Regions from separate parts of the Homo sapiens genome. Here all the other regions are linked to region 3. The links are chromatin contacts, found by Hi-C or POLR2A ChIA-PET in ENCODE. All regions are on one chromosome and are shown on one strand. The core of a region is the stretch at or near the end of the contact, and the rest is flanking DNA. Distances in the headings are between cores, read along the strand shown. Region 1 has its middle 17 kb from the start of PRR14. Region 2 has its middle 30 kb from the start of MIR4519. Region 3 holds the start of KAT8 (lysine acetyltransferase 8). Region 4 holds the start of PHKG2 (phosphorylase kinase catalytic subunit gamma 2). Region 5 holds the start of FBRS (fibrosin). Region 6 holds the start of RUSF1-DT (RUSF1 divergent transcript). Region 7 holds the start of SRCAP (Snf2 related CREBBP activator protein).

What was found. A loop is a pair of places that touch in the nucleus more often than their neighbours do. ChIA-PET counts read pairs that join two places held with the same protein, here RNA polymerase II (POLR2A). Pooled maps may share reads with other maps.
Region 1: a loop to region 3 is called in a pooled map, with 8 times the contacts of the local background. The contact joins the enhancer-like site here to the promoter of KAT8 in region 3. A Hi-C loop is called at or near these places in 3 of 50 pooled maps. POLR2A ChIA-PET finds 5 or more read pairs at or near these places in 2 of 52 experiments (IMR-90 and activated T-cell).
Region 2: a pooled map shows a loop between it and region 3 (7-fold over the local background). The contact joins the enhancer-like site here to the promoter of KAT8 in region 3. A Hi-C loop is called at or near these places in 5 of 50 pooled maps. POLR2A ChIA-PET finds 5 or more read pairs at or near these places in 5 of 52 experiments (T-cell, activated B cell, activated CD8-positive, alpha-beta memory T cell and 1 more).
Region 4: a loop to region 3 is called in a map with no recorded cell type, with 10 times the contacts of the local background. The contact joins the promoter of PHKG2 here to the promoter of KAT8 in region 3. A Hi-C loop is called at or near these places in 1 of 37 single-sample maps with no recorded cell type and 6 of 50 pooled maps. POLR2A ChIA-PET finds 5 or more read pairs at or near these places in 4 of 52 experiments (HepG2, OCI-LY7, PC-9 and 1 more).
Region 5: a loop to region 3 is called in a map with no recorded cell type, with 17 times the contacts of the local background. The contact joins the promoter of FBRS here to the promoter of KAT8 in region 3. A Hi-C loop is called at or near these places in 1 of 37 single-sample maps with no recorded cell type and 11 of 50 pooled maps. POLR2A ChIA-PET finds 5 or more read pairs at or near these places in 5 of 52 experiments (B cell, CD4-positive, alpha-beta T cell, H1 and 2 more).
Region 6: a loop to region 3 is called in a map of CD4-positive, alpha-beta T cell, with 4 times the contacts of the local background. The contact joins the promoter of RUSF1-DT here to the promoter of KAT8 in region 3. A Hi-C loop is called at or near these places in 2 of 168 maps with a recorded cell type or tissue (CD4-positive, alpha-beta T cell and naive thymus-derived CD4-positive, alpha-beta T cell), 1 of 37 single-sample maps with no recorded cell type and 11 of 50 pooled maps. POLR2A ChIA-PET finds 5 or more read pairs at or near these places in 5 of 52 experiments (CD4-positive, alpha-beta T cell, CD4-positive, alpha-beta memory T cell, H1 and 2 more).
Region 7: a loop to region 3 is called in a map with no recorded cell type, with 11 times the contacts of the local background. The contact joins the promoter of SRCAP here to the promoter of KAT8 in region 3. A Hi-C loop is called at or near these places in 2 of 37 single-sample maps with no recorded cell type and 10 of 50 pooled maps. POLR2A ChIA-PET finds 5 or more read pairs at or near these places in 1 of 52 experiments (naive thymus-derived CD4-positive, alpha-beta T cell).

The regions. Positions count from the first base shown.
Region 1 is chr16:30,632,060-30,635,697 of GRCh38, forward strand. No RefSeq gene overlaps it. Among named protein-coding and RNA genes, the nearest start is that of PRR14, 17 kb to the right of the region's middle. RefSeq lists enhancers at 1,407-2,358, 2,359-3,309. Within about 2 kb of position 2,297, at least 38 of the 41 ENCODE cell types and tissues checked have a DNase peak (open chromatin) inside an H3K27ac peak, as active enhancers do.
Region 2 is chr16:30,843,438-30,847,155 of GRCh38, forward strand. It overlaps a transcript of BCL7C not described here. Among named protein-coding and RNA genes, the nearest start is that of MIR4519, 30 kb to the right of the region's middle. RefSeq lists enhancers at 1,184-1,273, 1,314-1,413. Within about 2 kb of position 1,459, at least 9 of the 41 ENCODE cell types and tissues checked have a DNase peak (open chromatin) inside an H3K27ac peak, as active enhancers do.
Region 3 is chr16:31,115,343-31,119,085 of GRCh38, forward strand. KAT8 (lysine acetyltransferase 8) reads left to right here and starts at 2,322. Exons shown (of 11, transcript NM_032188.3): 1 at 2,322-2,550. The coding sequence starts at 2,340. It also overlaps a transcript of BCKDK not described here. RefSeq lists silencers at 2,140-2,366, 2,266-2,615 and an enhancer at 2,786-2,905.
Region 4 is chr16:30,746,148-30,749,831 of GRCh38, forward strand. It overlaps PHKG2 (phosphorylase kinase catalytic subunit gamma 2), which reads left to right and starts at 2,278. Exons shown (of 10, transcript NM_000294.3): 1 at 2,278-2,343; 2 at 2,656-2,768. The coding sequence starts at 2,674. RefSeq lists silencers at 2,025-2,324, 2,365-2,504.
Region 5 is chr16:30,656,721-30,660,255 of GRCh38, forward strand. FBRS (fibrosin) reads left to right here and starts at 1,711. Exons shown (of 18, transcript NM_001105079.3): 1 at 1,711-3,257. The coding sequence starts at 2,799. RefSeq lists silencers at 1,127-1,386, 1,417-1,496, 1,547-1,726, 2,547-2,776, 2,847-2,896 and an enhancer at 1,977-2,426.
Region 6 is chr16:31,506,383-31,509,801 of GRCh38, forward strand. RUSF1-DT (RUSF1 divergent transcript) reads left to right here and starts at 2,082. Exons shown (of 2, transcript NR_186401.1): 1 at 2,082-2,654; 2 at 2,791-3,184. It overlaps RUSF1 (RUS family member 1), which reads right to left and starts at 2,009. Exons shown (of 13, transcript NM_022744.4): 1 at 1,692-2,009; 2 at 1,382-1,496. The coding sequence starts at 1,991. RefSeq lists enhancers at 995-1,710, 1,711-2,425, 1,990-2,559 and silencers at 1,720-1,779, 1,840-1,889.
Region 7 is chr16:30,697,164-30,700,943 of GRCh38, forward strand. SRCAP (Snf2 related CREBBP activator protein) reads left to right here and starts at 2,008. Exons shown (of 34, transcript NM_006662.3): 1 at 2,008-2,079; 2 at 2,745-2,818; 3 at 3,453-3,715. The coding sequence starts at 3,662. LOC730183 (a long non-coding RNA gene) reads right to left here and starts at 1,897. Exons shown (of 2, transcript NR_144637.2): 1 at 1,718-1,897; 2 at 544-768. RefSeq lists enhancers at 819-908, 939-1,128, 1,785-2,079 and silencers at 1,249-1,658, 1,799-2,028.

The DNA.
Region 1 (3,638 bases), core at 1,047-3,546, 480 kb before region 3:
ATGGCATGATCATAGCTCTCTGTAACCTCAAATTCCTGGGCTCCAGCCATTCTCCTATCTTGGCTCCCCAAAGTGCAAGGATTACAGGCCCGAGCCAACACACCCAGCCAAAACTCTAAAATTTAAACCTTTATTTTAGCCTCAAGCAAGTATTCTGGACCTAGAGACACTGAATTGAAAGAAAACCCTCATTAGGAACTAGGCCTCATTATCTTGCCTTATGTATTATTTTTCTCTTGTAACAATATTGTGAGTATAATAATTATATTGTAATGTATTACTGTGTTAAAAGCATCAGTTTCTTAAATGCAAACACTAAAAATATATAGCTATTTTTGTATTCCTCTTTTGCTTTTGTTGTGTATGGACATGGGGTCTCACTGTGTCACTAGGCTGGGGTGCAATGGTGCAATCACAGCTCACTACAGCCTCAAACTCCTGGGCTCAAGAGATCCTCCCGCCTCAGCCACCTGAGGAGCTAGGACCACAGGCGCCCGCCACCATGCCCAGCTATTTTTTTTTTTTTTCATTTTTGTTTTGTTTTGTTTTGTTTTATTTTTTGAGATGGAGTCTCGCTCTGTCGCCTAGGCTGGAGTACAGTGGCGCAATTTCAGTTCACTGCAACTTCCACCTCCCAGGTTCAAGCGATTCTTCTGCCTCAGCCTGTGGGATTAGAGGCTCCCATGACCATGCCTAGCTAATTTTTGTATTTTTAGTAGAAACAGGGTTTCACCATGTTGGCCAGGCTGGTCTCCAACTCCTGGCCTCAAGTGATCTGCCTGCCTGAGCCTCCCAAAGTGCTGGGATTAGAGGCATGAGCCACCGTGCCCAGCCTCGTTTGGTTTTTTATTTTTTAAATGTTTGGTTTTTTTATTTTTTTATTTTTTTTGAGACAAAGTCTCGCTCTGTCGCCCGGGCTGGAGTGCAATGGCATGATCTCGGCTCACTGCAACCTCCACCTCCCGAGTTCAAGGGATTCTCCTGTCTCAGCCTCCCAAGTAGCTGGGATTACAGGCATCCACTGCCACGCTGGGCTAATTTTTTTGTATTTTTAGTAGAGAAAAGGTTTTTACCATGTTGGCCAGGCTGGTTTCAAACTCCTGACCTCAAGTGATCCGCCCGCCTTGGCCTCCCAAACTGCTGGGATTACAGGTGTGAGCCACCGCGCCCAGCAATATTTTATTTGCTTTTGTTTTTGTTTTTTTGAGACAGAGTTTCACTCTTGTTGCCCCAGCTGGAGTGCAATGGCACGATCTTGGCTGGCTGCAACCTCCACCTCCTGGGTTCAAGCGATTCTCCTGCCTCAGCCTCCTGAATCTCTGGTATTACAGGCGCCTGCCACCACGCCCAGCTAATTTTTGTTATTGTTAGTAGAGACGGGATTTCGCCATGTTGGCCAGGCTGGTCTCGAACTCCTGACTTCAGGTGATCCACCTGCCTTCACCTCCCAAAGTGCTGGGATTACAGGCGTGAGCTGCTGCGCCTGGTGTGTTTGAGTTTATACTGGGTAGGGAGTCATGGTTAACGCCTATAATCTCACCCAGAGTCTGAGATGGGAGGCTCCGTTGAGTCCTGGAGTTCGAAACCCCGTCACTACAAAAAAATATATATAAAGAAAAAAAAATTAAGCGGGCGCGGTGTGGCACCTGTGGTCCCAGCAACTCGGGAGGCTGAGGTGGGAGGATCACTTGAGCCAGGGAAGTCGAGGCTGCAGTGAGCCAAGATCACGCCGCTGCATTCTAGAATGGGCGACAGCCTAAAAAAAGTCAGCCTTAACAATAACAAAAAAGACAATGGCTAGGGCCCCTCCCAACCTTTCATGCCCTACCCGGAGCCCCTGCGCGGCCCTTACATTTAAAAGCCCCTTTGGGAGGCTGAGGTTGGCGGATCACTGGAAGTCAGGGGTTCAAGACCAGCCTGGCCAATATGGTGAAATCCCGTCTCTACTTAAAATACAAAAATTAGCCTGGCGTGGTGGCGGGAGCCTGTAATCGCAGTTACCCTGGAGGCTGAGGCAGGAGAATTGCTTGAACCCGAGAGACGGAAGTTGCACTGAGCCGAGATCGCGCCACTGCACTCCAGCCTGGGTGACAGGGCGAGACAACGTCTCAAAAAAAAAAAAAAAAAGCCCTAAAGGACCACTCTTGGATCTGATCCTGAGAAAGTCCCTTAGAAAACATGGCGACGCCAGCCTCACCACCTGTTTCCAAAAGCAGTGTGACGCCCTTCGCTCCCTTAGTCAAGCTAATCTTACTAAATAAGGAACAAGCTTCCCCTGAGGCTTGCCCTTCAGCGCACTGGCACTGCCCACCCGAACGGGCGTCACGGATCCTGGTCAGTCTCTAGGATCGCGCTCGCTGATAGGACGCTTCTGGTCGAACGTCCAAACAAGGTGTGCGGTGATTGGGCCGCGGAGGGCGGGGCGTTTGAACGGCGCGTGCGTGGGAGTTCCCCAGGCCGGCGTCATTAGGATCCTGGTGGGCGGTGGGACTTGGGTTCAAAGAAGACCAAGCAGGCAGACGTGTTCGGGGGCCCGCGGGTTCCGAGACTGGAGACTGGACCTTTGGCTGTCCCCACGTGCATTCTAGGTCAACGGTGCGGTGGCAGAACCCTGGGGCTCTCCCCCGCGGAACTCGGCCCTGGCCGAGGCCCCAACCACGCTAGTAGGAGGAGGCCGAGCATCCCTCCTCGAAATCGCGAAATCCCGGCCCGACAATGTAGCCACGGAGTCGAAAGCCGCGTGCGAACTTGGCACTCACAAAGCCTAGATAACCGTCTATTTTCTCCTGTAAAATAGGAGGGATGGACCCCCACAGATCATTGTAAAAGGTTCTTACAAAGAAAAATCCTCCTGGACTGGGCACGGTGGCTCACGCCTGTAATCCCAGCACTTTGAGCGGATCACACTTCGAGACCAACCTGACCAACATGGAGAAACCCCGTCTCTACTAAATTAGCCGGGCGTAGTGGCGCATGCCTGTAATCCCAGCTACTCTGGAGGCTGAGGCAGGAGAATCGCTTTAACCCGGGAGGCAGAGGTTGTGGTGAGCCGAGATCGCGCCATTGCACTCCAGCCTGGGCAACAAGAGCGGAATTCTGTCTCAAAAAAAAAAAAGAGAGAAAAGAAAAATCCTGGAAGTCAAGTAAAAATGTGTGAAGGTGTTTTATAAAATATGAAATATCTAGAATACACAAATCTATAGAAGGACTCGGGGAAAGGGGAGTGAATGCTAATAAATACAGAGGTTCTTTCTGGGGTGATGAAAATGTACTAGTACTGATTGTGGCCGCGCTAGCACAAAAATCCGTTTCATTGGCCAGACGCTATGGCCCAGGGAAAAAAAGAAGGACTAGGGGGAATGGGGAGTGAATGCTAATGAATATGCAGTTTCTTTTTGTGGTCATGAAAGTGCACTAAAATTTTCATGCTAGCACAAAAATTGAATTGTACACTTCAAATAGGTGTATTTGTGATGTGCATTCTAGCTCCATAAAACTCAAAATGTGTGAAAATTCTTTGTAACTTTACTAAAAATTGGGGGCACTCTATAGTTTACAAAACTATCCCCATCCAGGCAGGGCACGGTGGTTCACACCTGTAATCCCAGCACTCTGGGAGTCTGAGGCGGGCGGATCAC
Region 2 (3,718 bases), core at 209-2,708, 270 kb before region 3:
GTAGTCCCAGCTACTTGGGAGGCTGAGGTAGGAGGGTCACTTGGGCCTGGGAGGTTGAGGCTGCAGTGAGCTGTGATCATGCCACTGCACTCCAGTCTCGGTGACAGAGTGAGACCCTGACTCAAAAAACAAAAAAAAAAAGTTGGTGTGAAGGAGTGGATTCTTCTATTGGTGTTTGCCATGTTTGCCATGGACACTGAGCGTTACCGGATCTGCTGGATCTCAAGCACCACACAGTAGACCAGCATGTGATGTAATGCAGCCTGGACTTGCTGCAGAGCCTTCTCTCGCTCCAGTCCCTGCTCAAAACTAGCAGCATAGACCGGGCACTGTGGGTCATGCCTGTAATTCCAGGATTTTGGGAGGCTGAGGTGGGTGGATCACTTGAGGTCAGGAGTTGGAGACCAGCCTGGCCAATATGGTGAAACCTCATCTCTACTAAAAATACAAAGAATAGCCAGGCATTGTGGCACATGCCTGTAATCCCAGCTACTTGGGATGCTGCTTGGCAGGAGAATCTCTTAAACCCGGGAGGCAGAGGTTGCAGTGAGCTGAGATCGCACCATTGCACTCCAGCTTTGGCGACAAAGCGAGACTCTGCCTCAAAAAAAAAAAAAAAAAAAAAAAAAAAAGTCCGGGCGTGGTGGCTCATGCCTATAATCCCAGCACTTTGGGAGGCCGAGGCAGGCGGATCACAAGGTCAAGAGATCAAGACCATCCTGGCCAACATGGTGAAACTCCGTCTCTACTAAAAATACCAAAATTAGCTGGGCGTGGTGGTGCGCACCTGTAGTCCCAGCTACTCGGGAGGCTGAGGCAGGAGAACTGCTTGAACCCAGGGGGCAGGGGTTGCAGTGAGCCCAGATGGCACCAATGCACTCCAGCCTGGTGACAGAGTGAGACTCCGTCTCAAAAAAAAAAAAAAAAAAAAAAAAAAGGGAAAAAACAAACAAACTAGCAGCCTTACAAATACTAATTTGCTCCAAGAAAGATACTGTATCTGGGAACAGCAGCTACAATTGGAGTCACCATCTGATAAAGTTTATGATAGTCCACAGTCATTCTCCGAGATCCATCTGACTTCTGCACAGGCCACACTGGTGGGTTAAATGAGCATGTGATAGGTGTCATCACCCTTGCTTCTTTTAATTTTTTGATGGTGGCATTAATCTCTGTGCTTCCCTCAGGAATGTGGTATTTCTACTGGCTTCTTTTCTCTGTAGGGAGGGGAAGTTCCAGGGGCTTTCACTTAGGCCTTCCTGTCATATTGACCTTCAGTCTATGAGTCAGAGAGCCTATGTGGGGATTCTGGCACTATGTCAGTTTTCAATCAGTTGTCTCAGCTCTAAATGTCACCCTCCAGTACCTGCTCTAAGATAACGGGCTGGACTTCTAATACATTTCTCCTTGCAAAGAACATGATGTTATGCTTTGTCAGTAGAGGGCGCTGGTGGGACATTGCAAGAAGAAGGGGAAGCTCTTCCTGGTTCTGGTCCTGTTGAGGTTTCATTTTTCTTGCTCTTGCTGCAGTTTTTCAGGGGCAGATCCCAGTGGTTCTCTGCCCTAGATGCATGTCCAGAGTGAAAAGTCCTTGGGAGGCTCAAAGACCCCAGTTTGCAACACTTTACCACGTTCCCTCCCCCAATATGGACACCACAAATCCCATACCACATGCCGCCTTTGCTGTGAGTGGCTCCTGGCACTTGGATAGTTTTTGCACACCCACCACTGGTCCTGACCTTTATTGGCTTTCTCTAGCACTGAACTCTGGCAGAGCACGCTTCTCCAGTACTTGGCTTCTGTAGCAGTCTAGCTTTCTCCAGCACTGTGCTCTCACCAAGCGCACTTTATCTAACAGGTAGAAAGCATGGCTTTCTCTGCCACTTGGTTCCTGTATGGGTAGAGCTTCCTCAGGCACTGGGCTCTCGCTGAGTCTGCATGCTCTCGTGCTTGACTCCTCTAATAGCCTGACTCTCTACAGTGCTTGATCCTTGCACTGGCAAAGCTCTTTCCAGCAATGGGCTCCTGCAGAGTGAGTTTCCTACAGTTCTTGGTTCCAACAGTGCTTGGTGGAATAGCAGCTTCACCTGATACCCCAGAGGGCAGATTTCTAGGAGGTCTCATTTGGTGAGGCATGTCAGTGGCTTCTCTGCCATGCCTTTCAAATGACATCTGGATCTCAGCCCTTGTGGGAGAAGATTCTTCATTGGATACTGTATCTCAGCCCCGGGGATAGTAGCTGATCTTTATATCTGCCACCTCTGTATTTCTGCATTCTTTTTTTTTTTTTCTTTTTATTGAGACAGCACTCTGTTGCCCAGGCTGGAGTACAGTGGTGCAATCACAGCTCACTGCAGCCTCAAACTCCTGGGCTCAAGAGATCCTTCAGCTGGGCGCAGTGGCTCATGCCTATAATCCCAGCACTTTGGGAGGCCGAGACAGGCGGATCACAAGATCAGGAGATCGAGACCAGCCTGGCCAACGTGGTGAAACCCCGTCTCTACTAACAATACAAAAATTAGCTGTGCATGGTGGCAGGTGCCTGTAGTCCCAGCTACTCCGGAGGCTGAGGCAGGAGAATTGCTTGAACCCGGGAGGCAGAGGTTGTAGTGAGCTGAGCTGAGATCACGCCACTGCACTCCAGCCTGGGCAACAGAGCGAGACTCCATCTCAAAAAAAAAAAAAAAGAAAGATCCTTCAGCCTCAGCCTCCTCAGTAGCTGGGACCACAGGTTTGCACCACCATGCCTGGCTAATTTTAAAATTTATTTATTTATTTATTTATTTATTTATTTATTTATTTTTTGGAGATGGAGTCTCACTCTGTGGCCCAGGCTGGAGTGCAGTGGCGCGATCTCAGCTCACTGCAAGCTCCGCCTTCTGGGTTTAAGAGATTCTCCTGCTTCAGCCTCCCGAGTAGCTGGGACTACAGGCGCCCACCAACACGCCCGGCTAAATTTTTTTGTATTTTTAGTAGAGACGGGGTTTCACTGTGTTAGCCAGGATGGTCTCGATCTCCTGACCTCGTGATCCGCCCACCTAGGCCTCCCAAAGTTCTGGGATTACAGGCATGAGCCACTGCGCCCGGCTTAAAATTTATCTTTATTTTTTGTAGAGATGAGGTCTTACTATATTGCCCAGGCTCTCTGTATTCTTTAGAATTGTCTTTAGCTCTCATTAACCAATTCCCTATCATTCCAATCCCCTATCAATAATTCCTTATGTTAAACTCCCATTGTGGCTTCTGCCTTTTGATTGAACCTTAACTGATATAATAAGTGGCACTGGGAGTGATCCCAGGAGACAGACCTGTGGAGATGGATTTGGGGATTTATTTAATCACACCCTGGGCTTGAGCTCCCTGCTGAGCTCCTTGCCTTGGGAAGTGGGATGCCAGCAACCCATGGCCTGCAGTAGCATTCCAGCTAGTGACGCTGTCACGTGATGGTGGTGAAGTGCCTACTGAAGCACATGCCTTGGGAACCCAAATGGCTGCTATTCTTGACTACAGTGACAGCAGTAATGACCAAGGAGCAAGGACTGTGGTGTGCGATGGATTCTTTTCAGTACAGTCGAGTTATTACAAAGAGAAAATGGCAAGCTCAGGTCTATTCACTCTCAGCTCAAGTCACAGTCTGAGAATCAGAATGCTTCCATGACAAGCCTAAAACAATCTCTGACTTGTGTAGACCCAGGGCTGATATTGCTGAAAGTCAAAC
Region 3 (3,743 bases), core at 1,072-3,571:
CTCCCGAGTAGCTGGGATTACAGGCATGCGGCCACCACGCCTGGCTAATTTTGTATTTTTAGTAGAGATGGGGTTTCTCCATGTTGGTCAGGCTGGTCTCGAACTCCCGACCTCAGGTGATCTGCCTGCCTCGGCCTCCCAAAGTGGTGGGATTACAGGAGTGAGCCACTGCGCCCAGCCTCCTTTTCTTTCCCCCCTTTTTTTTTGAGACAGGGTCTCTGTCACCCAAGCTGGAGTGCAGTGGAGGGATTATAGCTCACTCAGCCTCGACCTCCTGGGTTTAAGCGATCCCTCTGCCTCAGCCTCCTGAGTAGGTGGGACTACAGGTGCGGGCCCCGAGGCCCAGCTAATTTTTTTTTTCCCCCAAATTTTTAGTAGAAAGGAGGTCTCTATGCTGCCCAGGCTGGTCTTGAACTCCTGGCCTGAAGCGATCCTCCTGCTTGGATTCCTGAAGTGCGAGATTACAGGTGTGAGCCACCATACCTCAACACTGTATTTTCAACCCGCTCTTCGTTCAATCTCCAAAGGTGGGACATGCGGATATGGAGGGCCGATTGTGTATGGTTGGACCATACACATATAAATGGCTTTAACCTTTACTGACTCTCACAGAACCCTCAGTGCAGTGGCGTGATCTCAGCTCACTGCAAGCTCCACCTCCCGGGTTCACACCATTCTCCTGCCTCAGCCTCCCGAGTAGCTGGGACTACAGGGGCCCGCCACCACGCCCGGCTAATTGTTTTGTATTTTTTTTTAGTAGAGACGGAGTTTCATCGTGTTAGCCAGAATAGTCTCGATCTTCTGACCTCGTGATCCACCCGCCTAGGCCTCCCAAAGTGCTGGGATTACAGGCGTGAACCACCGCACCCGGCCTTTTTATTTTTTTTGAGATGGAGTCTGGCTCTTGGTCCCCAGGCTGGAGTGCAATGGCGGGATCTCGGCTCACTGCAACCTCCGCCTCCCGGGTTCAAGCGATTCTCCTGCCTCAGCCTCCCGAGTAGCTGGGACTACAGGTGCGTGCCACCACGCCCGGCTAAATTTTGTATTTTTAGTAGAGACGGAGTTTCACGGTGTTAGCCAGGATGGTCTCGATCTCCGCCCGCCTCGGCCTCTCAAAGTGCTGAGATTACAGGCGTGAGCCACCACGCCCCGCCCAACTCGTCCTTTCTTTAGACTTTATCCTGTGAGGGTGAATTATGGCCTGTCCCTGGACACACCCGTTCTGCTTTCCCCGCACCAACTGTATCCCAAATAGGGGAAGTAGTCTCTTCAACCTTCAAAAATGGGGCACTGGCTGGGCACGGTGGCTCACGCCTGTAACCCTAGCACTTTGGGAGGCCGAGGCGGGCGGATCACCTGAGGTCAGGAGTTCGAGACCAGCCTGGCCAACAGGGTGAAGCCCTCTCTCTACTAAAAATACAAAAAATAGCCGGGCGTGGTGGCGCGCGATTGTAATCCCAGCTATTCAGGAGGCTGAGGCAGGAGAATCGCTTGAACCCGGGAGGCGGAGGCTGCAGTGAGCCGAGATCGCGTCACTGCACTCCAGCCTGGGCGACAGAGCGAGACTCCATCTCAAAAAAAAAAAAGGGGGGGGGGCGGGGAGCGACATTAGGCCAGCGCGAGTGTGCGGCTCCAGGCCACCAGGGCGGCCGCTCTGGCTCTGCCCTGTTAAAGTGGGGGCAGCGCCCGCTGAAAATTGGCACATCTTGGCTTCCGCAGGTACCAGGGCCTTTAAAAAGGTTCAGCTGGCCGGGCACGGTGGCTCACGCCTATAATCCCAGCACTTTGGGAGGTTGAGGCTGGCAGATCACGAGGTCAAGAGATCAAGACTATCCTGGACAACATGGTGAAACCCCGTCTCTACTAAAAATACAAAAATTAGATGGGCGTGGTGGCGCGCGCCTGCAGTCCCAGCTACCCGGGAGGCTGAGGCAGAGGAATCGCTTGAACCCGGAGGCGGAGGTTGCAGTGAGCCGAGATCGCGCCTCTGCACTCCAGCCTGGGCGACAGAGCATGATTCCGTCTCAAAATAAATAAATAAATAAATAAATAAATAAATTAAAAAAAGGTTGAGTTGAGTCATCGCATGAGGTAAGTCTGTCTCCTCTCCTCACCCATAGGCTGCAGCCACAGGTCCGCACGGAAAACCAGGAGCTCCAAGACTGCCGCACACTCAACATCCAACTCGCGGGGCCGCGGGGACGGCCACAGAAGCCAATCGGCTCCTGCTACATCACAGACCCCGCCCTCAAACCTTGAGGAGCCCGCCCCACGCACTGCTGACCCGGAGCCAAAAGAACTGCGTGGCGTCCGATTCTGGCGTCACTTCCCTTCCCGCGATGGCGGCACAGGGAGCTGCTGCGGCGGTTGCGGCGGGGACTTCAGGGGTCGCGGGGGAGGGCGAGCCCGGGCCCGGGGAGAATGCGGCCGCTGAGGGGACCGCCCCATCCCCGGGCCGCGTCTCTCCGCCGACCCCGGCGCGCGGCGAGCCGGAAGTCACGGTGGAGATCGGAGAAACGTACCTGTGCCGGCGACCGGATAGCACCTGGCGTGAGGGCGGGGCCCAGGGCTGGGGGCGGGGCGGAGCTCAGGGCCAGGGGGTGGGGCGGGGCCTGAGGACAGGCTGTCAGTGAGGCCAAGATCCGGGGGCTGGGAGTGGAGAGGAGGAGGGGCGGGGCTTGAGGAAAGAACGCCGCGTTCCGGGCGCTGAGAAACCAGCCGGGTTGTGGGAGGCTGTTGACCTTGAATTATGCCGAGCGACGCCTACAAACCCACCGCTCAGGCCTTCACCAGGATTGTTCCCATTCCACTTCCTTGCCCAGTCTTAGGCTTCATTCCTTTTTCTTGCTAACGCTGCTTCCTCACCCTCTCTTGTCTCTGCGTCTTCTTTTTCCATTTGTCCCTGGCAGCCATCCGCAGAGAGAAGACCTTCCAGAAACAACAGGCTTCCCTTTCCTAAAGTTCTGCTGCCTTCTCTCATTTTCAAAATTAACCCCAAACTCCTTAGGGTGGCATTCATTTTTGTGACCTCTCCAGTTTCTAGCCAACACTAGGAAAGGGCATTGCCAGGCCAGAACACACTGTGCCCTCTGAAGACCACACGCCCTTTACCACCTGTGCCCTTTGCTTGGAATGCTTTTTCTTCCCTTTCTCCTTGTTTGCCTGCCTAGCTCCTACTCATCCTCTTAGCTTCATATCCTTTGTGATGTCATCCTTGATTCCCCTTCAGGCAAAGTGAGTGGTTCCCTTCTCTATGTTCCTGCAACATTTTTTTCCTACCTCAGTCATAGTTTTTGTAACATTATGTTGTAATTTTCTCTCTCTGTCTTCCTCCATCATACTGGGAACTTCTGGAGGGCAGCACTTCTTGTGATTCATCACTGTGTCCTCTGTACCCGGCAACAACACAGCATAGGGCCAGACACGTAGTGGTTGCCTTACTCATTTATTGAATGCTCTGCTAATTGTCAGGTGCGCTGCTAAAAATTTTGGAGGCATTAATTCACCTTCTAAGGTTGGTACTATTATCCCTTTTGTCTTTTTTTTTTTTTTTTTTTTTGAGACAGGATCTCGCTCTGTCACCCAGGTGGGATTGCCGTGGCACGATGACAGCTCACTGAAGCCTAGACCTTCTAGGCTCAAGTGATCCTCCCACCTCACCCTCTCAGAGTGTTGGGATTACTGGCATGAGCCACTGTGCCCAGCTGTTATCCCTTTTCACAGATGAAGAGACTGAGGCTCAG
Region 4 (3,684 bases), core at 1,028-3,527, 370 kb before region 3:
CAGGTTCGCTACGTAGGTATACATGTGCCATGGTGGTTTGCTTCACCCATCAACCTGTCATCTAGGTTTTAAGCCACCATGCCCTGCTAATTTTCGTATTTTTAGTATAGACGGGGTTTCACCATGTTGGCCAGGATGGTCTCGATCTCTTGACCTCGTGGTCCACCCGCCTCGGCCTCCCAAAGTGCTGGGATTACAGGTGTGATCCACCGCGCCCGGCCCAACGCATAGATCTTAAGTGTGCAGCTTGATTATTATTATTTTTTTTTGAGATGGAGTCTCGCTCTGTCACCCAGGCTGAAGTGCAGTGGTGTGATCTCACTGCAACCTCTGCCTTCTGGGTTCAAGTGATTCTCCTGCCTCAGCCTCCTGAGTAGCTAGGATTACAGGCGTGTGCCACCACGCCCGGCTAATTTTTGTATTTTTAGTAGAAATGGGATTTCACCATTTGGTCAGGCTGGTCTCGACCTGACCTTGTGATCCACCCACCTCAGCCTCCCAAAGTGCTGGTATTACACGCGTGAGTTAACCGTGCCTAGCCGACGAATGTTTTAACGTAAATAAACCTGTGTAGTCAGTCACTCACCACCTATAGGAATATAACATTTGCAGCACATCAGCAAGTTCCCTCATGCTCTTCATTATTATTTTTATCCCCGATATTGACCTATGGAAACCCTTTCAATCTGGTTCCTGTGTCCTTGTGATAAGCCCCGCTCATTAGTAATGTCTGGCACAAATCACTCCAGACTCACCTTGTACTTTCCCTGCTGAAGCCTAGAAATTGGCCATTTCTCCTGAAAAGACTTAGTTCCTTTTATTGGGTACTGTTATTGAGAAATCAGCATCTAGACACTAGGCGTTCTACTGGGAAGTTACTGCTTAGGGCATTCTGAAAGCAGAGGTAAGAGCCAGTAAATAGTTAATGTTATCTACTTTACATCTTTTAAAAATCTTTTTAAAAATTCCAGTCAATCATAGGGTTCTTTCTCCACTTTCCCCATTCCAGATTCCAGATTCCAGATTCCCACAGTTAAGAACCTTGGCTTCCAGTCACATCAATATATTGATTACTCAGCTTCAGAATTATTATCCTGTTATATTACCAAACAACAAATCTAAGTAAAGTTCAAGATTTTTTGCAATTTTGCCTTTAGATTGATGGTATAGAGTCATAGTACTCTATAAAAAGTTACCTGAATTCATTTTTCTTCCCTCATAATTGTAATCCCAAAGTGTCATTTCTAAGATAGCTGTAGGGAGATAAGTTAATTCTTTTCCTCTTTGGCTGGAACATAACCTCCACAGGGTAGGGGTGTGTGTGTTGTTTCATTGCTCTCAGTCTAGTTCCTAGGTCTTAGACGGTCATAAAAATTTGTTAGTGAATGCCAGGTTTGAGCTATGCACTGAGTCACTCCTGGCAGAATCTAACAACCTGGTGGGTTTAGAACAGAGTGTGATACAAGGCTTTTGGGAGAGGGTGGAAGATTGAGAAAGTGTGTAAATCCCAGATAGTAAACGCTAGGGCTTTGGATGTATTTAGGAGGAGTTGAAGCGGACACAGAAAAGGCTTCCTCTGGCATTTTAAGTCCGAACTAAGAGGCCAAGCTGGAGTCCAAGCTGCGTGTGTCCAAATGTTTTAAGGGCTGGAGTGTACTCAGGACAGGCGCTTTGGGCCAGGCTGCTAATATTGAAAAGAGCTTGCTGGGCGTTGTGGCTCAAGCCTGTAATCCCAGCATTTTGGGAGGCTGAGGCGGGAGGATCGCTTGAGCCCCGAAGTTCAAGGCTGCAGTGAGCTATGATCGCGCCACTACACTGCAGCCTCAGCGTGGGCTACAGAGCGAGACCCTGTCTGAAAAAAGAGAAAATGCTGAATTCAGTTAGGGATGCTTGGAGGAGACCGAGGGAACCCTGCTCAAGTCTGGGAACTAGAGGCGCGGGAAGGTCCTGCTTCCCCGCCACCCAGAGATCACGTTTCCCAGTAAACCCAACTTCCGGGTCCCATTCCAGGCCTCCAAGCCCACGTGACAACAAGCTCCGCCCTCTGCTGTCCCGCAGATGCCACTCGGTGATTGGCCGCGTCTGAAGCCGCGCCCCGGCGTCGCGTTGCAGCCTTAGGTCCAGCCGAGCGCCGACTCACGCCCCAGCCCCAATTGGGCGGCCGGTTTCCAATTGGAAGGGCTTCTGAGCCTCAGTCTTCGGGCGGCGCTGACCATTGGCGGGCAGGATGGAGGCGGAGCCTTGGGTTGTCGCCCGCCGCCGGGGGTTAAGGTGAGCGACTGCAGGCAAACCCGGCGACAGCGCAGCTCGCGTCGACCCTGGCTCCTCTGCCTGCCCCCTCAGGTGAGCCTGCGCTAGACCCCCGTCCCCTTCCTGCGCCCGCCCGAATGCGCCTGCGCGGCAACAGCCGCCTGCCCTTGCGCCCCTTCCCCCTGCCTCCTGGGCACATCTCCCCACTCCCCTCCCTGCCCTGCCATCCTCCCGCCCCCAGGCTCTTCTGCGGGGTCTCCCCAGTCCGGGTCCTTCCCCCACCCCCCCCCACCCCCCAGGACCCTGGCGCCCCAGCTGCAAGGGCTGCGCCCCCGGGAGCCGCCATGCGGGTCGTCTCAGAGCCTGTGGGCCTCCCTGCCCTCACTGCCCTCCTCCTCCGCGCAGGCCCCCGCCTCCTTCAGGATGACGCTGGACGTGGGGCCGGAGGATGAGCTGCCCGACTGGGCCGCCGCCAAAGAGTTTTACCAGAAGTACGACCCTAAGGACGTCATCGGCAGGTAAGGCCGCGGCCAGGGAAACGGAGGTCCAAAGAGGTCGAGCCCCAGCATTCCCGCTTCCGTTTGAAGGCTGGAGAGTTCGCGGGTGGTGGTGGTGGTGGTGGTGGTGGTGGTGGTGGTGGTGGTGGTGGTGGTGGTGGTGGTGGTGGTGGTGGTGGTGGTGGTGGTGGTGGTGCTGCTGCTGCTGCTGCTGCTGGTGGTGCTGGTGCTGGTGGTGGTGGTGCTGGTGCTGGTGGTGGTGCTGGTGGTGGTGGTGCTGGTGGTGGTGCTGGTGGTGGTGCTGGTGGTGGTGTGTGTGTGTGTGTGTGTCTTTCGGTGGTGGTGGTGCTGGTGCTGGTGGTGCTGGTGGTGGTGGTGTGTGTGTCTGTGTGTGTGTGTGTGTCTTTCAAGTTCAGGTTTTCTCAGGAGAAGACTGGATAGTTGGTTTTGTTTGTTTGTTTGTTTGTTTTTGAGACGGAGTCTCGCTCTGTCGCCCAGGCCGGAATGCAGTGGCGCGATCTCGGCTCACTACAACCTCTGCCTCCTGGGTTCAAGTGATTCTCCTGCCTCAGCCTCCCGAGTAGCTGGGATTACAGGCGCGCGCCACCACGCCGGCTAATTTATATTTTTAGTAGAGGCGGGCGTTTCACCATATTGGCCACGCTGGTCTTGAACTCCTGATCTCGTGATCTGCCCGCCTCAGCCTCCCAAAGTGCTGGGATTACAGGCGTGAGCCACCGCGCCTGGTTGACTGAATAGTTCTAAATGGGAAGAATCAGTGATCAGTGGAGAACACCTAGTGACTAGACTCTTACCTTGGGTCAACCCCATTTTTTCACGGATTCATTCATTTATGCCTTCAACACAAAGCTCAACACGGGGAGGGCAGAAAAGATGCGTATGCCCTGGAGGTACTCCACCCGAAGTGACTGAAATT
Region 5 (3,535 bases), core at 461-2,960, 460 kb before region 3:
GTATCTGGGATTACAGGCGTGCGCTACCACACCCGCTAATTTTTGTATTTTTAGTAGAAACTGGGCTTCACCATGTTGGCCAGGATGGTCTTGAACATCTGACCTCAGGAAATCCGCCTGCTTTGGCCTCCCTAAGTGCTGGGATTACAGGCATGAGCCACCATGCCCGGCCTAGAGATACTCTCTTGCTTAGAGGATTCTCCTGTGTGGAGGGACACTTCTGAATCAGTGCCAGATGATACTGTGACCCTAGACCGTGGTCTGGGTTCTCCCAATTCATTTATATCAAGGAGACTGAAAGGCCTATAGTGGGTCAAGGCCTTGAAGATCAAGATGGCCCTGAATTCCTGCTAACATGCAGGCCAGGACCTGCTGCTGGATTCAAGAGCTACGGCTAGGCCAGGTGCGGTGGCTTACGCCTGTAATCCCAGCGCTTTGGGAGGCCGAGGCAGGTGGATCACAGGAGCCTAGGAGTTCGAGACCAGCTTGGCCAACATGGTGAAACCCCGTCTCCACTAAAAATACAAATATTAGCTGGGTGTCTTGGTGTGTACCTGTAATCCCAGCTACTCAGGAGGCTGAGCCAGGAGAATTCACTTGAACCCGAGAGGCAGAGGTTGTAATGAGCTGAGATCGCACCACTGCACTCCAGCTTAGGGAACACAGCCAGACTCTGTCCCCCCCAAAAAAACAAAACAAAACAAAGAGCTAAGAGTAATGGGCCATAATGAAGCACTCACGACGACTGTCATAGGTGCTTGACCTGCACATGTCCCTGCGACAGGGAATTAGTCATTTTATGGACGAGAAAGCAAGGCAGGCATGTCAGCGCGCTGTCCACTTTTAAAACGGTAACCCGGGCAACCGAAGGCCAGAAATGGCTGTCTCTTTTTTTTTAAGCCAGTCACATTGAGCAGTGGGGTGCATCTTTCATAACTGAGAGGCATCACAGGGCAGTGGCTGACATAGACGTGGCTAGGAGACTACCAGCCCGTCTGTGCGCGCATTCCTTTCCGTCCCAGTAAAATGGGGCTGACAGCATCTCCTTCATGGAATTATTACCAAACGCAGTCACAAACGCGGAGAAGCGCTCATGCAGGTGCAAGGCGTTTTCGAATTGCTAGCACTCGGGACCGCTGCCAGCAGCCGCGCCTGGAAGGGACGCGGCTGCCTGTTAGTGCGGCCGGCGCAGGCGCAGGCACAGCACGCGGCCGCTCGGGCCACCCCGGGCCGCGGAACGACTCGCAAGCAGCCAGCCTGACGGCGGCGCCGCCACGCGCGTGCGCGAGACGCCAGGCTGTCTGTGGGCCGCGCCGAGCGGCGGAAAGGCGGCGATGACTTAACTGGCTGTGGAACGGAACCTCTTGCAGCCGCGCGCCCCCCGGCGGCCAACCGCCCCCAACGCCTCAGGCCCCGCGTCTCCGCCCCTCGCCTCGACGCCATCAGGAGACCGGCCAATAAACAAACAGCAGGAAGAGGCGGGGCCCTGTAGTAACCGCCCCAAACACCTACTTCTAACCAGTCGAGTCACAAGACTGGGGGGAAGGGCGGAGCCAATCCGACGTAACCCAATCCAAGATTTGAGGGCGGTTACATGCACCCACTCCCTCGGGTTTGGCTCCGCCCCTCACCTTGACGTAGCCCTCCCAGCCTATCAACGACTGCGCCCGTTGGGGGTGAGGGGAAGGGGGCGGAGCGTGGGAGGAGGCCGAGAGAGGAAGGAGGCGTAGGCTGAGGAGGAAGAGGGAGGAGGGGTAGGGAAGTCCTGGCGGAGAAGCGCCCTAAGACTCCAAAGGAGACAACAGGAGTTTGTGCTGGAGCTCCCCCGCTGCCCATCGGCCGTTCCGGATCCCCTAAGGCCCAAGTCGGACAGAGACGGAGGAAAGGAGGAAGAGACTTTTATGTCGGCGGACAGGGGAGCTGTACCCGTCACCGTTGCCTCACATCCGGGGCTTTGGAGGGCTGGCCTCGCTGCCCCGCCCCGCCTCGCGCCTTTCATGGCGACCGGAGGCGGAGGCTGGAGGAGCTGGGCCCGGAGGAGGCCCCTTTAAATCTCCTTAAAGGGGTGGCCACTGAACTCGGCGGACTGCAACGCCAGCCTTAAAGGGGAAGCCGCCGAGCAGACGCTGACAAATTGAGAACTGTGCCGTTGGGAGAACTGGGGCGAGTGGGGTTTTTCTTTACGTCCTCCTCCCCCACACACAAGAAGTCTTTTAAATTCAACTTAAAGGGGAAGTGGCCGCTTGTGGAGGACTAGAAACTAACTCCGAGCCCTTAAAGGGACGGCCTGCTGTTAGAAGGACCCTGGACTCCTTAAAGGGGTGGCCTCTTTGAGCCGGAGGACTTGAGACACTTTTAAAGGGGAGGTCTGCGTTTCGGGGCGAGCTTTCGGCCCCTTTTAAAGGGGTGGCCCTTCCTCTTCCTCGGGGAGACTTGCATCGACCCCTGGCAGGGGGTGGCCACCGCACTAGGCCGCCGGACACTGTCGGGTCGTCTTAAAGGGGCCGGGAGCTGGACAACTTGGGGCCTCGCCTTAAAGGGACGGCCGCCCCGTTTTCGCCGTCGCGGCCCCGCCGAGCCCGCAGGGGGGGCCCTCGGGCTTGTCGCCCCGGGGGCGGCGCCGGCTCCCCGGGCCGTGGCCTTGGGGCAAGCTCGGGGCCAGCAGATCCGGCTTTAAAGGAGAAGCCGTGGCCCTCTCGTCACTGTGCAGCCGCCAGCGCCGCGCCTGCGACCCCGGGCCTGCGGACAGGCCGCTTCGGGCCCCGCCGCCTCCGGATGCGGCGCTGAGGGCGGTCGCCATGGAGACGGCAGCGGCCGCGGCCCCGGGTCCGGGCTGGGCAGCAGAGGGGGAGCGCCGACGGCGGCGCTGCTCGCGCCGAGACCGAGACCGGGAGCAGCGGCGCCGCCGAGGTCCAGGCGGCGACGCGCCCCGGGCCCTGTTGGCCGCCCCGCGCGGCTCCTCGTCCTCGTCGTCGCCGCCGCCGCCCGCCAGGCCTTGGTCGTCAGCTTCGTCTGGAGAGCGGCCTGGGGGCCCGAGACGCCGGCGGCCCCGTCCGAGACCTCGACCCCCGCGACCCCGAGCTCGGAAGCGGCCTGCCGGCTCGGGCAGCCGCGGGGAGGAAGAGGAGGAGGAGGAGGAGGAGGGGGGCGCAGACGACGGCGAAGCCGAGGAGGAGCCTGAGGAGGAGGAAGAGGAGGAGGAGGACTTGATCGATGGCTTCGCCATCGCCAGCTTCGCCACCCTCGAGGCCTTGCAGGTGGGGCCTAATGGGGCTAGGAGACTTTGGGGGTTTCCGAGGGGCAGCAAGGAGGGGGCAGTGCCCCTAGTGGGTGGAGTTGAGGGGGGAATGCTGGCACCCCAAACCAGAGCAACCGGCTCCTCTGGCCAGGCCTCTGCCCCGCCCTGGGGTGGGAGGAGGTAGAGCTCGTCTCTGGGGACCCGGTTTCCCGGCCCGAGGGGTACTTCGGCAACCTGGTCACCCCTAGAGGGGTTGGGAGCTTGCCCTTTTCCATCTATCTCAGCCCCACCTCCTCC
Region 6 (3,419 bases), core at 832-3,331, 390 kb after region 3:
TTGCAAGCATTTTGGATAAGGGATATTCAATCTGTATAGGCAACATGTTGGTGACATCACATGAAAACAAAAACTACTGACCCAAGCTCCAAATGCATTCCAAAAATACGGCCAACAAGCCGGGCGCAGTGGCTCACGCCTATAATCCCAGCACTTTGGGAAGCTGAGGCGAATGGATCACCCGAAGTCAGGAGTTCGAGACCAGCCTGGCCAACATGGTGAAACTCTGTCTCTACTAAAAATACAAAAAATTAGCGGGGCAGGGTGGCACATGCCTGTAATCCCAGCTACTTGGGAAGCTGAGGCAGGAGAATCGCTTGAACCCGGGAGGAGGAGGCTGCAGTGAGCTGAGATTGTGCCACTGCACTCCTGCATCCCAGCCTGGGTGACAGTGAGACTACGAGTCTGGAAAAAAAAAAATAGAGATGGGGGTCTCCCTATGTTGCCCAGGATGCCTCAGCCTCCCAAAGTACGAGGATTAAAGGCGTGAGCCACCGTGCCCGGCCCAGTTTTCTCAGTCTTAATGGTAAAGGTGTAAACAGGAAGCTCCTGTTTTCTCAAAAAAATCCAGAGAGGCTCACAAGGGATGTGGCCAGACTGATGCTACGAATGGAAAGCGCTTTTCCTTAGATCTATTAGGTTGGCTCAAATGTAATTGCGGGTTTTCCATTACCTTTAATGGCAATAACGACAAAGAAACCCCGCAATTACTTTTGCACCAGCCTAATAAATATCCCCTGCGAGCAGTAGTGAAAGACAAAGGACAGTGGCAAAAGCCATGGGGCCTCCTCGTGTAGAACATGTAACAATTTCCCTTTTCTGTTCTATTTCCCTCTCTGGGTGGCATGGTACCAAACTGTATTTTTTTTCCTTAAACAATTTTTTAAAAGCTGTACATATTCAGCAGATAGTCACTCTATTATTTACAGCATCATCTGGTATCCCAGAGCATACACAATACCTTCCATTCTTTCCAGGCTCTCCTCTCTCCTTCTCAGGACCAACTATATCTTTTTTTTCTGGAGCTCACCAATTTCCCCTATCCTGGGCAGCTGGCAGTTTTATTCCATCAATTGCATTCTTATGCAATCTTCCACAAAGAGAATAGGGATAAAGGGGAGGGGACGGGATTTGGGATCCAGATGATTGAGACTCAGAAGTCTGTGTGGGGAATGGAGTGCGGCTGCTAGGCTGGTGAGTGGGATGAGGGTCTTCCAGATGTGGGAAGTAAGACTGGGTTACAAAGCACCACTCTAATCACTGGGGAGACCTGCCTGAATTCTACCTAATGGGGCACGAGTCCATACATATATACACATAAGAGCCCAGCGAAAGCAGGGCTGAAAGCAGCAATACGTGAGGCTCCAGGGGTGCAGCTCACCTTTCACGAGCCAGGTGGCCGTGGCAGCTGAAACAGTGGCTTTTGCGTTCCCCACCCCTATGCCCAGCAAGACTGCCTGGGTGGCTAGGGAGCCGGAGAGGCTGGAAGCAAACGCCTGGAGAAGAAAACAAGTAGGGTGAGAAGCGGGCGTAGGAGCGTGGCGGTCTAAGTGCCTTCATCTGTTCTTGTTCTTGGTGTATGAGGCATGTCAGACCCCCCGCCCCCCGGGCTCCGAGTCTCAGTCACCCGTCCATTATTGGGGAGGGAGGAGTGGCCTGCACTGTCCTCTGCCCCAGACGACCGAGCTGACCTGCACGGAATCCCACAGCTGGTAGGGCAAGTAGTCCGGGCTGACGCTATCAGGGAAGCCCTGAGGCAGGAACACGGCCTGGAGCCCGGAGAGGGGCGGTGAGGGGGCCCCGGAAGCCCCCACTTCGCCCGCATCTCGTCCTTCAGGTTTGACCGTGAAGGCCCTGGAGAGCCCCCACCAGCGCCAGCCCCCGACCTCCCACTGCAGGCTCCCGTCCGCGGCGGCGCGGCAGCCCCGTGCCTCCCCGGAGCCGAACTGCTCGGAACACAGCGGGGTCTCCAAACCCGCGTCGTCAGCCATGCCGAGCTTTTGGATCCCAGCCCCGCCCCTGCCGCACGGTGGACGTGGCAGGCGGCACTTCCGGCTGGGCTACCGCGGCTGCAGAGGGACATCTTTCAAGAACAGGCGCCGGCCTCGGCGTCCGCCGCGCAGTTAGGAAACTGACTGTCGCTCTCTCCGGCCTCGGCGCTGCTTCGGACGCCCCGGCACCGGCCCCCGTTGCTTTGTAGCATTCTGCAGCTGGGCTGCAGGCGCCGTGGGCCTCCGCCAGTTGTGTTCGAGACGCGGTTCGGCCACAGAAGTTTTAGCTTGTGACTTTTGGCAAGTCAGTGGCCCTCTCTGGGCCTCAGGTGCCTTTTTTGCTGTGAGACCAGCGACTGTATTTTTAACCCTGATTTTATCCCTAGATCTACCCAACACATAGTAGGTGCTCAAAAGATATTTATGAGTGAATGAATGCATCATGAGAAGAAATTGGACCAGATGAGGCCCTGTGAAGCTGCTTGGGTCTTTTTTTGTTCTTTTTTTTTTCTCTCTTCTGAGTGTCCCTGGCCTGGACTAGAAATTCTCCATCCTTCGGCCTTCTGCGAGACTGCAGGAACATTACTTTTGAAGGATGCTAAGGAATCCGAGGGATGAAAAAAATCAAGAGATTGCAATGATGTCACAAAACAAGGAAACAAGGCAGGAAGTTCTTGTGTGTTTTTTTGCGGGAGAGAGTCCATGAAATTGGGGGGAGTCCAAAGAGGGAGTGTTTCTGTCCTTGGAACTCACCTTTTCTTCTTTCCATTTCTCCTCTTCTCCTTCCCATCTAGTGCAGCATCTTCACTCCGAAGCAGAAATTTGCCAAAAAAGCATCCTCTTTTTATCAGAAAATAAAATATCCTGGTTTCTTAGCCTGGCATTCTTGGATCCCCACAGTTTGATCCCAACCGACAACTCCTTATTTGAAACTTCAGATTCTCCCAAACCGTCACCTTCCTCGTGGACTTAATCCTGGAAGGCCCTTCTACCCCACTTCGCCTTATCTCACACAAACACAGTCTCTCTCTGACTGAGATAAACTTGAACACTTCTTTTCTTTTCTTTTTTTTTTTCTTTAAATTTCGGGTTTCAAAATACAAATGGCCTAATCACAACATTTCTGTAATGTTGTCTAAATTCAGGTACTGGTTTGAATAGAGGACAAAAATAAAACAAGGTTTGAAGACTAAGTACTTTAAAAACATATTTATTTAAATAGAGGCAGGGCCTCCCTATGTTGCCCAGGCTGCTCTCAAACTCCTGGCCTCAAAAGTGATCCTTGGGCTGGGCGTGGTGGCTCACGCCTGTAATTCCAGCACTTTGGGAAGTCGAGCCAGGTGGATCACTTGAGGTCAGGAGTTTAAGACCAGCCTGGCCAACATGTTGAAACCCCATCTCTACTAAAAATACAAAAATTAGCTGGGC
Region 7 (3,780 bases), core at 758-3,257, 420 kb before region 3:
CCTCCCAAAGTGCTGGGGTTACAGGTGTGAGCCACCGCACCTGGCCCTTTAGATCTTTCAAAGCAATTTTACATCAGCAATTCTATCCTCACTTTACAGAGGAAACTGAAGCTCAGAAAGGTGAAGTTAATTGCTCAAGGTCACATAGCAAGGAGTTAATGGCACAAGGCTAGGTCCAATTCAGGCTCTGGCCTGGGATCCCCTCTTCTGGGGGTGATGGGAGGAGGGTCTAGAAAAGATGGGCATCATCCACTTTTCTTTCAACCCAAACTTCATCTGTAAAATGGGACCAACAATCCTCTTCGCAGGGAAGAGCTAAACTGAATGGAGGAAGGGGAGCTTCATCAGGGCTTCCTAACCTGGCCTCTTAGCGGGGGCTTTAGGTGGTAAAATTTTATGACAGCGAGTGCATTCTTGTGGCTTAGACTGCTTGGCTAGGAATCTTGACTTCAGGATCTGTCACTGTGTTTTAACGCCTGAGCCTCAATTCGTTTGTAAAATGGAGCAGTTAGGATTAAAAGAAATAATCAAGGCACCAAGTAGTGTCAGTAGAAGGTAGCTGTTATTTATTGTTCTATTCTGGGGTAAAGGTATCAGATTCTCAAAGGGATTCTTAATCTAGAAAGTTTGCGAAGAGATGGCAAAGGTGTTTGAAAGCTATCAGGAAACCATCCTCGCGTAAAACGAAGCAGCGCTACAGAAGTGGGCTGCCATGGGAATCGGGAGGCCCAGGTTCCACTGCTAACTTGCTGCAGCTTACTGGGTGATCTGTAAATAAAAAGGGAGGTGGCGGTGGTCCGAGCTGGCAGCCGCAATGCAGCCCCAGGTAGATCTAGGGGCAAACGGTAAAGGCGCTCCGAGGAAGGGCGAGCGCGCAGCCTCTGGGAGACTACACCTCCCAGGCTGCCTTGCGCACCGTGCTGCACCCTACGCTAGCACGCGAGCCTCCCCGTTCCCCCACCCTCCAGTTACTGTCTCTCGCGAGAAGACGGGCCGCGCCGGCGATAGCGATTCCGAGCGAGTGGTGGTGGTAGTGGTGGTGGTGGCGGCCGAGACGGCGGCGGCCATTTTGGTGAGGCCTCGGGAGCGGCAGCGGCGGTTCGCTGGGAGTAGCGTCTGCCCTTTTTCCCACCCACCGTCCGCATCTGTGTGCTGCGCGAAGAGGCAGTGGAGGCAAGGCGGTGGCAGTAGCCGCAGTCTCCAGGGGAGTTTAAAGGCCGCGAAGGCGGTGGCCAAGAGGGGGCCCTCCCCCCTCCTAGGCGGGAGGGGGGGTGGTGCGCACGCCCCCGAGGACGCAGGTAAGGAGAGGGAGACAAGATGGCGAACGCCCCACAGTTCCCCCTCCCATGACGGCTGACTGCGCGCGCATCTTTCCGCCACCGCCTCCCCCCCACCTTCCCGGGGTGCTGCGCGCGCACCCTCAGCCGGGGCCCCGGGGCCGGTGCGCGAGGCTGTCGGCGCGCGCCCATAGAGACAGACTGAGGGGGTCAGGCCGGCCGGCGCTGGGCCCCGGCGTGTCTCCTCTCCCTTCCCGCCCTTCTGCGCACGCGTGCCTGAGCGAGCGAGCGAGCGAGCGAGCCCTGAGAGGACGGACCCAGGTGCGCTCCTGCCCGCCCACCAACCCAGTCACCCCTCAGGGGCGCGCGGGAAGAGGAAGGGGGGCGTGGGACGAGTAGTCGGGGCGCGCGCCCACCACATCTAGCCGGGGGACCAGGACCTGGTGGCACGAACCCTCCCTTCTCTCAGCCTTTCGCGGTCGGGTGATGGGGGGGCTCCCTGACGGGCTTGGATGACGAGCTTCCCAGCCCCGCGACCCTTGTGTGCGTGGGCTCGGGTTCTGGCGGGAGCCCCTGGGCCGTGCGCGCAGCCGGCTCGCTCCGCCTCCAGCCGCGCACGCGCGGGCCCCTCCCCCGCCCGGCGCGCACGTTGGGTGGGGTGGGAGTCTGGAGGGGGCGGGGCTATCTCAGGGCTAGTGGCAACTTGGGCAGAGGTCAGGGGTCACGCGAGGTCAGTCCGTCGGGAGGGCTAGGGAGATGGTCACGAAACCTGAAGTCAAGAGTTAAGGCTTGTTGGCTTCTGGTGAGCTCGGGTCTTGGGAACGTGTGGCGGAGTAGGGAGTGAATCAAAGCCGGCACTGTGGTTTAGGAATTTCCTTAAACACTGGGGAAGCATTTCCGGGCCTCCTGCGGGTTCACACTGCCTGTTTCCGGCGCGTGGTTCTTGGCAGTGCGGCCTCTCGCTTTTGACTGCTCCTGAGTCTCCTTTTGCTGTGGTTCTTGTATTTGGGGAAGTGTCTCAAGGCGCAGGTATGGGATATACAGCGCCCTGCCCTGAATCCTGGGCGGATTTTCCTGTGACCAGCCTGTTTGTTGACTCTTCCCGGGAGTTCCACTCTCACTTCTGCGTTCAGCCCTCACTGGAAAGGCCCGCAGGCAGGTAGCACCTTTCTGAGGTTCTGGATGTGACAGCTTTTTTTTGCTGTATTTTTTTTTTGTCTTCCATTCTGTGGTTGGAGCCTTTACACTTAAAATTTTTGAACTTTCTTTCTTCACTCCTTTCCTGCTCCTGCCCCCAGGCAGGATCGTATGTCCCTCCGGAATTCACAAAACATGATTTGCATTTCCCTGAAATGTGAGATTTTCCTACTACTGTAGTTTTTCTGTTTCTAGTCTTTTAACTGATTTGGGTATATTTAAACGTCTCAAAAAACTGGAGTAAATAATACGCTTTGATGGATGTTTCAGGTGTGATTCCCTTCAGTACGGCGGCACCGTGGAAGTGCAGACTTTCACAGGGGGTGTGGTCTCAGCTCACACAGGTGAGGGATCTGCTACCATTTTGTGTGCTGATGCTAATGGGAGAAATGTTTGAGATAAAGCAATTATAGGTCCGTATTGGGGATTTTCACTCTAGAGAAGCATGGGAATGTTTGCATGTGATTTTTCTGTAGAGGGTTTGATTATAGTACAACAACAGAACTGAGGCTGTGGGTTGAGGAAAACGTGGTCAACCTGGCTCTACCAGGAAGAGTAGCAGGTTTTCCTTGGTTTTGGCATCAGACTGTGGATTGAAGCCCTCCTATCACTTTTTTACTGTGTAACCTTCCGCAAATCATAAGGTCTTAACTTCGTAACTTACAAAACAGATTATATTAGAATGTAAGCTACATTTAGGTCGGGAATCCTTTCTGCATGGCTATATCCGTTGTGTGTAGGAGGAAGTCAATATTTGTTATGCTGTGAAAAGCACTTGGTTTTTAAGGTAGGTGTGAGGATTATAGAACACATCAAACAGGTACTAAAAGTATCTTATACATAGTAAGTGCTCAAGAAATGTAACCTGTAATTTCTGTGTTTCTCTTTATTCAGTGTTATTTCTGGTTTTTTAAAAATACTTTTTCATCCCCTTTAACTGCATTTCTGTCTTTTTTTTTTTTTTTAACCCTACTTTAGGTGCTCCAGAGGCTGGTGGACCTGAGCGGAGGCTGGGACGCCCTGGTGGGCCCCGGGCCCTGGAAGGCGGGTCCCGGTGGCCGGTGGCCCAGAATGAGGCCAGCTCCCAGCATGCCCTGCAGCCGGACGCCAGCCCCTCGGCCAGCAGTACTGGTGATAACAACCCAGTCATTCTTCAGGCATCCAAGGGGGAGCCTGGGAGTGGGACCATGCAGAGCAGCCCCTCCCCTGCTCACCCTCAGCTCCCAGTCCTACAGACACAGGTTTGAAAGTGGGAAGAGTTCCTTCTCTGCTTCTGCTTTGTGGATTGTTGAGTGTGAGGCAGAAG